2 separate regions of the Mus musculus genome follow, and region 1 is linked to region 2. A link is a loop called in an ENCODE intact Hi-C map of the cell type or tissue named here. Cell type or tissue: heart. All regions are shown on one strand. Links, peaks and the distances in the headings refer to the core of each region. The heading gives the core; the rest is flanking DNA.

Region 1 (8,335 bases), core at 112-8,111, 65 kb after region 2:
TCCCTAAACAAACCTCAGGTCCCTTGTTGGCATGTCCTTTTCCTTGCAAAATACCTTTTCCCACTTCTGGAACATGTGTTTGCTATAGTTTGTTCCATTTCTATTCAAGTAATGCAAAATTATACAGAGTTTAGATTTTTCTGAGTCTGGGTTAGTGTCCTGGAGCTCATCATGTTATGACCATGGAGGTACTTAAAACGATTGTTTCAAGACAGTTTCTCTGTTTAGCCTTGGCTTTCCTGGAACTTGCTCTGTAGACTAGGCTGGCCTGAAACTATAGATATCTGCCTGCCTCAGCCTCTGAAGTGCTAGAATTGAAGGTGTGTGCCACCACTGACGTGTTGCAGTAAATCTCCTCCCAAATATGCCCCAGCAATGAAAACAGAACTCAATATAAATACATGTTGTGTGCCTAAATTGGGCAGACCTACCGCTACACTACCATCTTCCACATCTATGAGACCCCTTAGAACTTGCAGTTTCTCCAGGCCATGTGCTTCTGCTCTGCTTTTCTTCTTCCTCCTCCTCTGCGTCCTCTCCCTCTTCCATTTTCTCCTTCTTCCTTCTCCTCACCTTCCACTCCACCTTCCCTTTTATCTGCCCAATCATCAGCTCTCCTTTATTTTACAAATTAAGGTGGGAAGCAGGTTTATAGGAAATTACCTGAGTTCTGACTCATTCCTTGTTCTCAACCACTCACAGAAGATCGGAACTAACGTCAAATATAATTAGCCCAGGGCTATCCACAGCACTGTCAGGCTGATTTTTTTTTTTTTCCCCTTGAGATGAGGTGGCACTGAGCCCAGTCTGGCCCACAACTTCTCAAGTAGCTGAGGATGGCCTTGAACTTCTGATCCTCCTGCCTGGTTTCCTAGGGGCTGGGATCACAGGCGTGCCTCACCATGCCCTGGTTGCCTGCAGTGCTGGGGATGGAACCCAGGCTGTAAGTGGGAAGCTCACACCAACTGAGCCCCACCCCAGCCCCTTAGGTGCACTTTCAACAGTAAAAGTTATAAAAGCAGCCCTCTGCCTGTCTTCTGACCCCAGCCTTGCTCCTGACAGTGCCCAGTGTGTATCCTCTCCACTGTTTCCTCAGATACTGCTTTAAAAATGATAGAACCCGGCTGCCATCTCTTACATTTCAGTAAGCATTCTTGATAAATGTCTTGCTTAAGAAAATGAGAATTTGCTGGGCAGTGGTGGCACACGCCTTTAATTCTAGTACTCGGGAGGCAAAGGCAAGCGGATTTCTGAGTTCAAGGCCAGCCTAGTTTAGAGTAAGTTCTAGAACAGCCAGGGCTACACAGAGAAACCCTGTCTTGAAAACCAAAAAAAAAAAAAAAAAAAAAAAAAAAAAATGAGAGAGAGAGAGAGAATTTAATTCTCACAAGGGCCCTTTTCCAAATATCCATTTCCTCTCCTCCTTTGAGGTTCTGTGTTTACGTGATGGAACTGTATACATGCCTTCTTGGCAAAGATGTATAGATGTATGCAGTATGACGGTTATAACTTTCTGTTTCTCCCTGAGTTACAATCACCTCTTTTATATTTGATATATTTTCTGGTTTCTTCCTTTTAATTATTCCCATGGCTCTTAAGTGACTTTGCCAGAACCAGGCATGTCAGAGCACGTACGGGTTTTCCATACTTCAGATCGTTTCCTTAAACCGTCTTCATGAAACCATGTCTTTAATCCCAGCACTCAGAAAGCAGAGACAGGTGGATCTCTGTGAGTTCCCGGCAAGCCCGGTCTACAGAGTGAGTTCCAGGATAGTCAGGGCTTTTGCTCAGAGAAATGCTGTCTCAAAGAACAAACAAAACAAAGGAGCCTTCATGGAGCCTTTACATTGGCCCTTCTGCATTGCCTCCTGTCACTCTTACTCACCTAGGCACAGCCCCTGCGTTTGGTGCCTTTGCAATCTTTTCACAAGCTCCTTTGTTCAGAGGGAGCGCCCCCTCCAGTCGCTTCCAGGAAGGTGCACTAGTTTCCAATGGCCACTATAACAAATGGTCACTAACAGCATGGCTTACAAAGCAGAAAGCTGTCACAATCCTGAAGGTCGTCACCAAAAATCAAAGGGTCATCAGGACTTGCTCCCCCTGTCACTCTGCGTGTGTGTGTGTGTGTGCACACATTTCCTTCTTTTTATAAGTACACCAGTTATATTGATTTAAGGGCCAGCCTCCAGGATGGTCCCATCTTAACTAAAGCTGCCCTAAGAAAGGGGTTTCTCAACCCAAGGCCATCACCCACAGGCCATAACATCCTCATAAACGCAGTTACAGCTCTCAGACATGAACTGTGTAGATGACAGTGTCATGCTACAATGTTCACCTGCTTGGCAGACATCGGTACCTCACCTAAGCATCGTAACCCGTGTCTCATAAACTAGAATTAAACACACTAATCTCCAAAGAGCCACTGGGTGAGTTGTGATAAACGTGAATGCACTATGGTCCAGGTTCCTGTCAAACTTCACATTCCTCTCATTCCTTAAAGTTCCCTCACGTGCCAGCGCAGGTATCCCCAGCTTTGCATGGTGATGATGAGACTTCGATGAACAGCCTCTCTAGAGCTGCCAATCACTCCTTTCCTGCCCTGCACAGCGGCTTCTCTCTGTGTTCTTGTAGGAGCTTTGACCTTGGACAGTCCATGGCTCACAGTGTCTGTGCCTCACCGGCTCTACTGACCACACAGGGCCATGTTCCAGGCTGTCTCAGAACTGATGCTGGCCAAGGCCTGGACCCTCAAGGATCTGGAAGTCAGCATGACCTGCAGGAGCCAGGGCCATGATAAGGAAGTCAAGATCCCAGTGCACACTGAGGCCACCACCTACCTCGGGGGAAGCAGTGCAGGTGGCTCTCTGCCACCCCCTGTGTAGGCCTGCATGTGTGCATGTCTTTATTGTGCATATGCCTTGTGTGCACAGGTTGCTGTTTGTTCTGGCTTGGTTTTTGTCAGCCTGACATAAATTAAACTTAATTGAGAACTTGCCTCTATCAGCTTGTCAGTAGGCAAGTCTGAAGTGCATTCCTTTGATTACTGATTGATGGGGGAGGTCCCAGCCCATGGTGAGTGGTACCACCCCAGGCAGGCAACCCTGAGTGCTATAAGAATTTGGGCTGAGCATGCCATGGAGAGCAAGCCAGTTAGCAGCACCTTCCATGGCTTCTGCTCCAGTGCCTTTCTCCAGGTTCCTGCCCTGACTTCCCTCAGTGCTGGTGTGTGGCCTAAGACCTGTAAGATGAAACAAACTTTTTGCTTCCCAAATTGCTTTTGGCCATGGCATTTTATCACAGCAATAGAAACTCTAAGATGGTGTTTGTGCATATGCATGTGTGTGCTGTATATGTGTGTATATGTGCCTATCACGGACTTGTGTATTTGTGTCTGTCTGTAAGCATATATGCTTGAGTGTGTGTGTACACAGGATTAGGGTCGAACAAGGGTCTCATATAACCTAGACAAGCCCAATGTCCCTGCTGTCATTCCCCCTGTTGTCAGTGGTACCCTTGACACCTTCTACACACTGGGGAAACTGGAGGTCTGTGGCTGATACCATTCCCCAGACACAGGTTCTGGACTCAGCCGGTCTTATCAGAACTGTCACCAAGAGAATCTTAAAAAGAAGCTAACAAGAGAAGCTAGATCCCTGTGTGATTGCTTAGCAGTTTCCCGGGTGAGAGACTCTGAAGGTGATCAGATTGTCCATCAGGCCACCCAATGCTTTGAGGGTACACCTGGCATTAACAGTGACTTCTGAGAAGGACCATTCTCTGCCCATGCCAAGTGTGGAAGCATGGCAGGGTAAGGACAGGCACTGTCACCAGGATGTGTCCCAGAGATCCTGTCCAAGCCCTATCTCTTCTGGAACAATGCAGGACCAGGGGAAGTCCAGCCTAGCTCATCATTGGGAGCAGCAGGATGGGTGAGCACTGGGTAGCATGGCTGTGGAGTTATTCTTGATGATCTCAGGTGATGTGAGGAGGTGTCAGGGACACCCAGGGCAGGAGTGTGAGGAGGAGGTGGTGGCTGGCTTTTGTGGGCCACCAGCTGGTGGAGAAAGTAGCTTAGATGAGGTTCCAGGGAGGCGGGGCCTGCTGGTAAAGTGGAAGTGCCTGGGTCTTAAGGGGTTGGGGGATATATGACTCTACAGTCTCCAACTGACAGCTTGTTCAAGAAGCTGTGAGGAGGAACTGGTAAGTGGGACACATGGAAGAAAGCTCATCCCATAACAGAAAGAGGGTGGCAGTGAGGTGTCAGAGCCAAATGACAGACACTGTGATATCCACCCCACCCTAGTTTCTCATAGGATGTTTCAGACATCCCATTGTTGAGGACTGCAATTTCCTTATTATAAGACACATTTAGTGGCCAGCAAGATGGCTCAGTGGGTAAAAGTGCTTGCTGCTAAGCCTGACTACCTGAGCTTGCTTCCCAGGACTCAAATGGTGGAAAGAATCGGCTCCCCAAAGTTGACCTCTGACTTCCACATGCATGTACACGTGGGTGTACACACACATGCACAGACGTTAATAAAAATGTAATCAAAATAAATGAACAACAAAAACCCCAGGAAAAATAAGTTTAGGATCCTCCCGTGCCTGCTGGGTCCTCCGCCCTCGCCACCACCCCTGCCCCTGAGTACTTAGAGTGGGAGGTTGGGAAGTCAGAGACAGGGTGGAGAGAAAAACTCTGTCCTGTGGCCAACTGCCATGAGAACAGGAGTAAGAAACAGAAACAGCGTTGAGTAAGAAGATGATGCAGCCAGGCAGTGGTGGCGCACGCCTTTAATCCCAGCACTTGGGAGGCAGAGGCAGGTGAATTTCTGAATTCAAGGCCAGCCTGGTCTACAGAGTGAGTTCCAGGACAGCCAGGGCTACACAGAGAAACCCTGTCTCGAAAAGACAAAAAACAAAAAAACAAAAAAAAGAAAGAAAGAAAGAGAGAGAGAGAGAGAGAGAGAAGAGAGAGAGAGAGAGAGAGAGAGAGAGAGAGAGAGAGAGAGAGAGAGAGAAAGAAAGAAAGAAAGAAAGAAAGAAAGAAAGAAAGAAAGAAAGAAAGAAAGAAAGAAGCCGGGCGTGGTGGCGAACGCCTTTAATCCCAGCACTCGGGAGGCAGAGGCAGGCGGATTTCTGAGTTCGAGGCCAGCCTGGTCTACAAAGTGAGCTCCAGGACAGCCAGGGCTACACAGAGAAACCTTGTCTCAAAAAACCAAAAAAAAAAAAAAAAAAAAAGAAAGAAAGAAAGAAAGAGAAAAAAGAAAAAAGGAAACAGGTAGGCTAAGAAGCACCAGCCCCTGTCTAGAGCCCAGGTTCTGCTACTCTGTGCCTCCCCCTGTCAGATCTGCGATGTAAGAGGGCAGTAAAGCCAGGCACTGGCGGGGATCTCATCCAGTGTCAGTTAGTGTGGACTGGCCATGTGCTGTGTGCCAAACCCTGATCCAGGCTCAAGGAAAGTGGCAGAGACCAGAAGGAAAAGGGGACCCCCTGACCTCAGTGCGTGTGTGTGCACACACACACAGACACACACACACAGACACACACACACAGACACACACACAGACACACACACACACAGACACAGGCACACAGACACACAGACACACAGACACACACACACACAGAGGTCATCTTAAGTGACCAAGCCCTGCTGGAGAGGAGAATGACTGCATTTTCACCCCATTGTAAAGGCAAGAAAAGGGAGGCATAGGACATTAGGTCCTGGGTTCCATGCTAACTGATGATCCTGTGGATGTGGTCAGACATCAGATGGGGTTGGCTGGCAAACAGTGTGTGCTGTGTATGTTTGCTGAGACAAGGTTACAGTATGTAGCTCGGGTTGGCCCAGGTTGGCCTAAAACTCATGATCCTCCTGTCTCTGCCTCTCAAATTCTAGGATTGCAGGCATGTGCCGCCATGTTGGGCTTTTTATTTCCTTGTCTTTCCGTGTGTGTGTGTGTGTGTGTGTGTGTGTGTGTGTGTGTGTGTGTGTGTGTATGTGTGTGTGTTCACATGCACGTGGAGGTCCCAGGTTAATCTCAGGAATCGCCCTCAAGCATTTTCACCTTGTTCTATGAGGCTAAGTCTCTCAATCAAACCCAGAACTCACCAATACATCTGTTTGCATTGGAGATTCCACCTGTCCCTTCCAAGGCTAGACTAGAAATGAGTCACCATATCCACAGGGTATTTATGTGGGTTTGGGGATCTGCACTCTGGTCTTTACACTGGTGGCAAGTGTTTTAACCACTTCGCCATCTCCCTGGCCCCATGTCAGGCTTTGATTGGCAGCTCTTGGAGCACAGGGCTGCTGAGTGCCCTCCAGTGTCACACTCTCTGTGACTTTAGGACAACCTCCGAGTGGAGGACATAGCTGTCCCCTGATCTTGCCAGCTGCTTTAATGTCTGTGGTCTGTCTTTTCTCCACACCCAAGCATCCCTGGCACCTCCTGGTCCTGCAGAGCCTCCTCTTACAGGGGACCTCACAGTGGACAAACTGTGCTAGCATCACTCTCTGGAGACCAAGGCTGTCCTGAATGGCCAAGAGGAGAGGTTATACACTATGGTGCTGGGCTGCCAGGCTGGACACCTCTATGTGAGTGGGCTGTTGGGAAGATGTCTGGGAACAGAGCACCCACTCACCTCGTCTGCACAGGCCTGACACACACACAGACACAGGCACACAGACACACACAGACACTCACACACAGACACAGGCACACAGACAGACACACACACACATATACACAGACACACACACACACATATACACAGACACACACACACACATATACACAGACACACACACACACACACAGAGGTCAATGACCATAGGGTTCTTTCCCAGAGCCTGGAGGGATGCCTGGTGGCTTGGAATCCTCGAAATGTGAGTAACCTTCCCACCCCAATTGTCCGTGTTCAGTTTTATCACCTCTGATCCAGACTAGCATGATGTTTTTCTGCCTGGAATCTTTGCCTCCCTCTGTGTCTCATGCTACAGTCTGCTTGGCAGCCATAGGGAACGTTACAAGATGCTAGCATGGTTTGTTATAGCCCTGCCCCAAGAACTCACAGCTTGCCTTGGGATGGCAAGCCCAGTTCTGCTGCCACAGCTGCTTCATCCAGGTCCTCTACTGCCTTCCTGAATCTTTCCTGCCTCAGGTCCTTGGCACATCCTGCAGTTGGAGCTGCCACTGCTCCTTCAGCTTCAGTTTCCTTCTGCCATCTATAGAGAGTAAATTCACACCTCTTGTCTCCTTAAATGATTTCGCCACTCCCCACACCCACACACTCCCCACCTTATCCCCCCACCTCTCTATTCCCAGTTCAGCTCTGAGCCTCTATGTGACATGGTCTACTTACGTTTGCATGATTGCCTCTCCAGTCTGCTCTGCCGGTTGTAGTGCTCCCAGGGGCTTCCCTAGGAACCATGACTTCTCCAATTTCAAGGGGTGTGGTATATAATAATTGCTTAAGGCGTCATTGTAAGTCAGTCAGCTTGATGCTATTTATAGTTCGCTAGCCTGCAGAAATAGCAGTGTCTCTTTCAGGCCTGTGGGTTCGTGGTCTCTGTCACAGTGACTTCATGTCCTTACTCAGTGTGCAAGTACAGAAGTAATTGCTTAGTGAGTATGTGCAACTATATCCAAATAAAACTTTATGGGACTGGAGGGATGGCTCAGCAATTAAGAACACTTGGTGTTCATTCAGAGGACCCTAGTTCAATTCCCAGCACCCATAACCACCCTTAACTCCAGCTTGAGGCATCTGATGGCCTCTTCCAGCCTCTACAGGCACCTGTATTCATACCTAGAGACACAGGACTAAATATACAAATAGCAGATGGCGGGGTCAGGAGGACCTCTGAGAGTATGTAGCTCACCTGGTCAAATTCCAGACCAGCCAGGACAATACAGGCTGCACTGGCCTGTGGCCTTTGATTTGCAGTCTTGGCACATACACCCTAGCCTCACATGGCCCATGTCCCTGGGCCTCAGCTCCCTTTCTTGTGGAGTGGGCAGTGTGTCTGTTTTTCCATAGTGGCCATAGCTCAGAGAGTAACTGGTCCTAAGCACGTGACATGTTTACCAGGCCCTCATTAGACTCCTGACCCGCTCAGGAGAGATCACCACAACCTCCAACAAGCATTTATTGAACACCGACTGTGTGCACACAGAATAAAATAGTGCTTCTCTTCTCTAGGAAGGAAGATGAAGCCAAGCATGCAGTGGGATGAGCATCCCATCCCAGGACTTCACTTCCCCATAATCTCGGGGGCTGGCAGTGGCTCCTCCAGATGCTGGCCAGTAATGTCCAAGGGGAAATGTAAGAC
Region 2 (8,335 bases), core at 42-8,041:
AACCACATGGTGGCTCACAGGAGGGATGTGATGCCCTCTTCAGGCAGTCAGCTATATGTGCAGCAGAGCACTTATGCATTAAATAAATACAATTTAAAAAAAAGAAGATGCCAGGCAGTGCTGGTGCATGCCTTTAATCCCAGCACTTGGGAGGCAGAGGCAGGTGGATTTCTGAGTTCAAGGCCAGCCTGGTCTACCGAGTGAATTCCAGGACAGCCAGGGCTACACAGAGAAAGAAACCCTGTCTCCACCCCCCCCCCAGAAAAAAAAAGATAATCAAACCCCCAAATGCAGGTGCTAGGGTGACTACTGTATGAAGCCATCTTAGCTGGTGCCTCTAGGCCATTTCACAACACCTTTTCTTGTCCCTCCCCTGCCAGGTGCAATTTCAGGATTCCTGAACACACCAGTTTTCTGATCTTGTAATTTTCACATGGGCCCTCAGTTTTCATAGTAAATCTAGGAAGTGTGGCTGGCTGTTCATGGAACAGGAAAGGACGGTTTGTCCTTCACATCTGCCTCTCTCATGGCGGAGGATGATTTCAGTTCCTGCTGAGCAGTAGCGGCCTTCTTCCTCTTGTCAGGAGTTTCTGCAAGCTGGGTCAGTGCTAGAAGCAGAGGGGATGGGGTAGGCTATCTCCCGGAGACATCAGCTGGTTTTGGGGGTGAGCTTTGCCTGCCTGCGGCAAATGTCTCTCTGCATTTCCTTTCCTGTCAGGAAACCCACAGTGCACCTCAAACTGTTTTTGGGTCCTGTATAATTTCTTTTGTTGGTGTGTGTGTGTATGTTTCTAGCTCTGAAGTGGGTTTTACAGCATGTTCCTGTCATCTTCTGAACCCACCCCCCTACCTCACCCCACCCCCGTTTTTAATTCTGGAGATCTTGGTGCGCCTTCTCCAGACACCTCTGCATGTGGTCGGGACTTCATTTTTTCTGCTGGGAAGGGAGCCATGTGGGTAGCTCACTTTAAGCTCTTCCATAGCTACGATTTGAAGAAGACACTGGTGGAGCCGGAGTTAATTCTATATGTAACTAGTACCTTTGAACATAGAGCCAGTGTTTAAGTAAGTGATGGGGACTGTCTTGCATCAGTTGTGTAGTAAGCTTTTAAAATCTAGGCTTTATTTTATGTAACGACCTATCTGATGTGGTATGTTAACTTTAAAGGATTTATTTATGCACTGGGAGTCGCACGCCGTAGTGTGCGTATGGGGGGAGGGGAGCTGGAGAGCAGCTTTGTGGAAGTCAGGTGTTTTTACCAAGTGGGTCTTGAGGACTGAGTTCAGGCGGTTAGTTCTGACAGGAGCACCTTTACCCACTGAGCCACCTTACTGGCTGGCTGTCTTGGCATTTCTTGATGTTGATTTACCAAGCCCCCCAACCCGTGTCCTTACTCACTTTGAAATGCTAGTCTAAATCCCCAGGGACTCCTCTCCTTGGGGTCCAGTGGAGTTTCCTTGAAGGACTCTGGCCTTCTCTCTGTAGAGGCCCACTCTTTGCTTCCCACACATTCCAGAACAGGACTGATCTCTGGGTGGAGGTACTAGGACTGCCCGGGCCTGGTACCATGGCCCACTGCCCTCAGTCCTGGCTGCCTGTGTCCTGAGACAGGCTTATATAGCTCTCTTCTAAAGCCACAGAGCCTGTTGTGCCTGCTTGGGAAATAGCCACACGAAAGCCAGCCCTGTGCCGCATGACTGCTGAGCATCAGCCATTCAGGGCACAGCCTGGATCCCGGAATATAAGTTCCAGGCAGGCAGCAGCTCTGCCAAGGGCAGAAAAACTCTATGCCTTCATGGAAGCCACTGTGTCCCTAGCTGCCCTGGGACTCCACCTTGCAAATGAGAAATTTTGTGATTGGGGTTTACTTTGGGACCTTTAAGAGACAGGCTCTTGCTGTGTATCTCAAACTGGCCAACAACGACCCTAAACTTCGGATCCTCCTGCCTGCCTCTCAACCTTGTGAGTGTTGACATTACAAATATTTGCCACCATATCCAGTTTTTGAAATGCTGGGATCAATCCAGGGCCTCACGCACACTGGCAAGTGCTCCCAGCTGAGCCACATCTCCAGCTGATATACTTCTTGTTAAGATTAAAAACATGTCTATGTGAGTTTTGCCTTCATAGATGTGTGCATCACACGTGTGCTCTACCTGCAGATGCCAAAAGAAACCTGTAGTTACAACGTAATTCTGAGCCCCATGTGGCGTGGGCCATCTGCTTTACAGGGAGGGCGGCTTAGGGCTGGGCCGGTGGTTCTGCGGTTACAAAAATACACATTTCTCCTCCAGGGACAACATGAGATTGGGTCCCATCATCCATGGCAAGTGGCTCAAAACTGTCACTATAGCTCCAGGGCATCTATGACCTCTTCTGGCACTTCATGTTCTCTCTCTCTCTCTCTCTCTCTTTCTCTGGCACTTCATGTTCTCTCTCTCTCTCTCTGCTTTTTCTCTCTCTCCCTTTCACTTACACACACACTTACTTAAAAGTAAAGATTTTAAAAGAGGTAGATTTATTGAGCATCTTGTTATGTAGGTCAGGCTGTCCTTGAACTTGTCTCTTCCACTCCAGGGCTGAGATTACAGTGTGGGGCACTGTGCCCTGAACATAGTTACTTTGTAAAAACAAAACAAAAACATAAATGGTCATGTATCAGTTGTACAAATTGAAATTTTGTATTTTTAGTATTCGATTTTTATATTCAATTTGTAAATGCAAATTGAAAAAACCCCCCATGTAACCAGCCAGCCCTATGTGACGAAAGAAAATGGCCAATCTTAAAATACCCTCTCCTACTCCTTCTAGAGCTCTCTCTCCTGGTATCTAAGGCCGGGTCTTGCTCACACCTTGCCCATATTTGACATGTAAATACTGCTGTCCTTTCTGCAGGTTAGTGAAAACCACATTGATTGAACAAGAAATGTTGGGTTCTGCTGGGTTCTGAGTGTGTGGGCTAAAGGGATAGTCTCCTCAGATGCAGCTCGTACCTCCCCCTGGGTCTCTAGGTTCCGGTTATTTGGGGCACAATAGCTTCCTTTTTTTTTTTTTTTTTTTGGTTTTTCGAGACAGGGTTTCTCTGTGTAGCCCTGGTTGTCCTGGAACTCACTCTGTACACCAGGCTGGCCTCGAACTCAGAAATCTGTTTGCCTCTGCCTCCCAAGGGCTGGGATTAAAGGCGTGCGCCACCACACCCGGCAATAGCTTACTTTTTACCTGTACTTGAAAGTCCCTTTTGAAGGTGATAATTTCCTTGACTGTTCTGTTTGGCAGATTGGAGGTTGAAAACTTGGGCCATAGGGGAAGGGTGCAGGGAATATGGCTGCCTTCTTTCTCCCCTCCCGCTTTGGTGGTGTTTATGACAGTCTTAGGAAGTCTGGGATGGTCTCTAACACTTGTTCCATAGCTGAGGATGATCTTGGTCTGCCTCCACCTCCCCAGTACTCCATCCAGCATGGGCCATTCCCCCACTTTCTGGGTCAAGAGAATTTCTTATGGGTGTCTTCTATTTTTGTTTTAGGTAAAATGTCGGCTCCAGGACCTTACCAAGCAGCTGCAGGCCCTTCAGTAGTGCCCACCGCACCCCCAACCTATGAAGAAACAGTGGGTGTCAACAGTTACTACCCAACGCCCCCAGCACCTATGCCGGGACCAGCCACAGGGCTCATTACAGGCCCAGATGGGAAGGGAATGAATCCACCTTCGTACTACACCCAGCCTGTGCCTGTCCCCAACGCCAACGCAAGTATGTCTGTTATCCAGGTTCTTGCAGCTCCTTAGTCACCGAGCGTGTGGACTCCAGGAGGGAGAGGGTGGCAGTGAGGTGTCAGAGCCAAATGACAGACACTGTGATGTCCACCCCACCCTAGTTTCTCATAGGATGTTTCAGACATCTCATTGTTGAGGACTGCAATTTCCCTATTATAAGACACATTTATGGAAGCCAGCAAGATGGCTCAGTGGGTAAAAGTGCTTGCTGCTAAGCCTGACTACCTGAGCTTGCTTCCCAGGACTCAAATGGTGGAAAGAATTGGCTCCTCAAAGTTGACCTCTGACCTCCACATGCATGTACATGTGCGTGCACACACACATGCACAGATGTTAATAAAAATGTAATCAAAATAAATGAACAACAAAAACCCCAAGAAAAGTATGTTTAGGATCCTCTCGTGCCTGCTGGGTCCTCCGCCCTCGCCACCACCCCTGCCCCTGAGTACTTAGAGTGGGAGGTTGGGAGGTCAGAGACAGAGTCGTGTGGCCAACTGCCATGAGAACAGGAGTAAGAAACAGAAACAGTGTTGAGTAAGAAGATGATGCAGCCGGGCAGTGGTGGCGCATGCCTTTAATCCCAGCACTTGGGAGGCAGAGGCAGGTGGATTTCTGAGTTCAAGGCCAGCCTGGTCTACAGAGTGAGTTCCAGGACAGCCAGGGCTACACAGAGAAACCCTGTCTCAGAAAAAAAAAAAGGGAAAAAAAAAAAAAGACAATGCTTCTGGACCCTTGGGGGCCCTCTCCATAGTCCTTTTCCTTGAGTCCTCTGTGGCCAAGTGTGTGGGTACACTATTTGGCACTGTAAGCTGATGAGAACTGTCTGAGGGGCCAGCAGGGTTTGTCTACACTGTCCTTCCGTCTTTGTGTTTGTGTGTGTACCTATGGAGGTCAGAGGTCAACCACAGTGTTCTGTTTAGTTTTAGCTCTATATTTATATAAATATATATTTTTATAAAATGCATTAGCACGTGTGTATGTGTGTAGGTGCTAGAGTGTATGTATGTGTGTATGTATGTATGTATGTATGTGTGTATGGTGTATGTATGTATGTGTACCACGTTGCATACCTGATACAGAATTTACCTTGGATTTACAGGGGTTGTGAGCCACCATGTGGGTGCTGGGAAGAGCAGCCAGTGCTTTTAATTGCTGAGTCATCTCTCCAGCCCCCTCTCACCTTTCTTATGTCTCAGTTCCTGTATCTGTGATGTCTGGTAGCAGCTCTCTGAGTCAGTGGTCATTCTGTTAAAATTAACTTCCTTGTGTGAAGCACAGAGCCATCATCTGCTAAGAAGAAGCCAGTGTGGTTGTTGTGTTCAGTTTTGACTTCTTGGGGTAGAGAGTGAGCTAGCAACTTTTTTGATACAGGGTATTGCTGTGTAGCTGTAGTTGGTATATAGACCAGGCTCGTTTTGGACTCCTGATTTTCTTACCTCTAATTCCCTAGTGCTTGGATTATAGCCGTGCCACACCATGCCCAATTTATGAAGTCCTGAGGGTTGCCACATACTAGGCAACCACTCAGCCAACTGAACCTTGGCACCAGCCCTCTAGTCTATTAGACCATCCTGTGATCAAGAAATAACTTGATCTTGAACCAAAACAAAACAAAAATTATTTACTGCAATTTTTGTTTTTGTTTTTCGAGACAGGGTTTCTCTGTATAGCCCTGGCTGTCCTGGAACTCACTTTGTAGACCAGGCTGGTCTCGAACTCAGAAATCCACCTGCCTCTGCCTCCCAAGTGCTGGGGTTAAAGGCGTGCACCACCACGCCCGGCCTTACTGCAAATTTATGCATAGCCGAAGTGTGCGTCTTCCTGCCTTTTACAAGCAGAGTCTCAGTGTTAGGAGTTAATGCTGGGTGGCCCCAGTCCTCTGAACCCAGGCCATATAAGTGCATTCAAAGGACCCAGCAGTGTAGGAGAGTCACTTTGACAGAGACATAGCTAAAACAGCTTTCCCAGGACAGGTGGTCTAGGAGAACCAGGTCCTGCTAGGAGGACAGGAAAGTCTTTCTCTCTTCTCTATGAACTTTAAAAAAAAATCCCTCAGAAAATTATGAAAAATCTGTCACTGTTTGCTCTCTCTGTTTGTCATTTTTCTTTCTTTTCTGTTTAAAAACATACATGATACTTGGGGCACAGGAGGAGGATTGCCACAAATCCAAGGTCTGCATTATCTATGTGGTAAGTTCCAGGCTAGCCAGGGCTACATACATAGTGAGGCCCTGTTCTATCCCATCCCTTTCTAAACTTTACGTATACACAGATACAGTCGACATAAAATCAACTATTGTCAGCTTCTGAGGCAGGAGGACCACAGGTTTGAAAGCAGCATGGGCTATATGGTAAGATTCTCATAATCACAAAAATATGAAGGACAAGAAAGTTTACTATTTCACTTAAAAATAATACTTGAATTTATTCTTTGCACATTTCATGTGTGTGTGTATCTGTCTGTCTGTCTATTCATATATTCTTGATCATTATTCCCCTCTGCCTCTCTCTCTCCCCCTATCTGTCTCCTTCCCACCTCCATGTCCTTCCTATTACCCCTTTAATCACCTTGAAGTACAGCTCAGTGGTGTTAGGTAGACACACTGTCCACCCCCACTGTCTAGTTTCTGAACTCTCTGTCTTTCCAGAGTGCAACAGCATCTGCCCACAGGCACTGACTGACGTGCGATCCTGTAGGCATCTGTGGAGTTTCCCAGTGCTTGTCCTTCTGTGACTGGCTGATGTCACTCAGCGTGGCTCTGCTGTGCCAGAATCTCCATCCCTTTAAGGCTGAGATAGAATTGTCTGGACAAGTACCTCTTATCCTTTCATCCTTGGAAGCCACTGGGCTATTTATGCTTTGGGGCTAACAAGAGTGATACCACTATGAGCTTGGGCTCTGGGGTAACCACTGTGGCCCCAGCTCTCATGTGTGAACACCAGCCACTCCTTGCTCACTGAGTCACCTGTGCTGTCTTCTGCCCTTAGTTGCCGTGCAGACCGTTTATGTGCAGCAGCCTGTCTCCTTCTATGACCGCCCCGTCCAGATGTGCTGTCCTTCCTGCAGCAAGATGATCGTGACCCAGCTGTCCTACAATGCGGGAGCCCTCACCTGGCTCTCCTGTGGCAGTCTGTGTCTGCTGGGGTGAGTGAACTGCTCCTTAGCCTCTGGAGGATGCCCACTCTGGGGTGATTGGTATTCAGAGTGGGAACTTAGCTATGGTAGGGGCTATCCTGTGCATTGTAGGAATGTGTGTATGAGTGTGGGAATGTGTATGCATGACTGTAGAAGGTTAGCCTCCTGTTTGTCTTGTGTATTAAGACAAGGTCTCTTACTGCTCTTAGACATGCAAAGAGGTTAGGGTGGCTGAATAGTAAGTCCCATAGACCCTGACCAGCTCCCCACCTCAGGATTAGAAGCTGATGCCAGCATGCCTGCTTCCCCGATACCCTCAAGATAATTTAAGAAATTACTTCCCTTTTCTCCTTCCTCCCTCCCTCTCTTTCTTTCATTTTCTTGTGTGTGTGTGTGTGTGTGTGTGTGTGTGTGTGTGTGTACATGGACATATGCCATGGCACACAAATCAAGGTTCAAGGACAACTTTCAGTGGACAGTTCTTTCTGCCATGTAGTTCAAGGAATTGAACTCAGGGCCTCGTGCTTGCAAGGCAGAGTCTTGTCTGGCTGAGCTATTCCCAGATACCTGGAGGATTTTTCTTTTTTTCCTTCTGTTTTTATGCTGCTGAGGTCAGAACTCAGGATCTCAACGTGCTAGGCTTGCTCCTGTCTGTGTACCTCAGCCTGGTTGAGGATGTTGAAGGCTGAGCACAGTGGTGTGTCCTATAATCCAAGCACCAACAGGAGGAGGTGAAGGCAGGAGAATGAAACTTAAGGGCTGCCTGGGTTACAGAGTGAGACCCTGTCTCAGTAAAACACAAAGCAGGGCCAGCAGATAGCTCAGCAGCTAAGTGTGCTTGCCGCCAAGCCTCACAATCCCCAGAACCCACACGGTGGAAGGAAAGACCAGACTCCCAAAAATTGTCCTCAGACCTCCACACGTGTGCCATGACGCATAGTTTGGGTTTTATGATATTTGTAGGAAGCCCTACCTGTGTGCAGAAGTTGACTAGACTGACTGTAAGAGGAGTCATCTGGGGAAGTTGATTTCCTCATCACTAGAACTCTGAAGACAGCTTTGTCCTCAAGTTAACCCCAGCCCACTCCTGTTGAAGTTTGACTGGATGCTGCCGGCTCATTTGTTGGAATTTTTCACGTTTATGCAGCTAGGTTGGCTGAACAGGCAAAACACAGGCCATGGGGCCATCGAACATGTGAACTCTGTGTCCCTCCCCCCCCCCTCCCCACCCCACTCAAGACAAGGTTTCTTTTGTGTAGCCCTGGCTGACCTGGGACACACTGCTGCCCAGGGAGGCCTGTGTGACTTCTTTGCAAACCAGTTTGCCAGTCCTTATCTAAGATGGTGATGGCCTCTACTTCCTCTTCCTCTCTTCCTCTCCTCCTCTTCCTCCTCTTCCTCTTCAGCCTTCTCCTCTTAGAGAGGCT

What was found. Peaks named below come from ENCODE experiments on the same cell type or tissue, not always from the same donor. Only the 100,000 strongest peaks of a DNase experiment are listed, where the experiment ranks them.
Region 1: a loop joins it to region 2, with 4 times the contacts of the local background. A loop is called at or near these places in 4 of 42 quality-filtered maps.

What each region holds. Positions count from the first base shown.
Region 1 is chr16:10,896,671-10,905,005 of GRCm38, reverse strand. No RefSeq gene overlaps it. Among named protein-coding and RNA genes, the nearest start is that of Gm21859, 14 kb to the left of the region's middle. In heart, for the core only: a CTCF peak has its summit at 1,949; no DNase peak of the experiment used is centred there; H3K27ac peaks cover 497 bases.
Region 2 is chr16:10,961,839-10,970,173 of GRCm38, reverse strand. It overlaps Litaf (LPS-induced TN factor), which reads left to right. Exons shown (of 4, transcript NM_019980.2): 2 at 3,525-3,749; 3 at 6,761-6,917. The coding sequence starts at 3,530. Among named protein-coding and RNA genes, the nearest start is that of Litaf, 27 kb to the left of the region's middle. In heart, for the core only: CTCF peaks have their summits at 42 (motif pointing left) and 4,892; a DNase peak (open chromatin) is centred at 573; H3K27ac peaks cover 194 bases.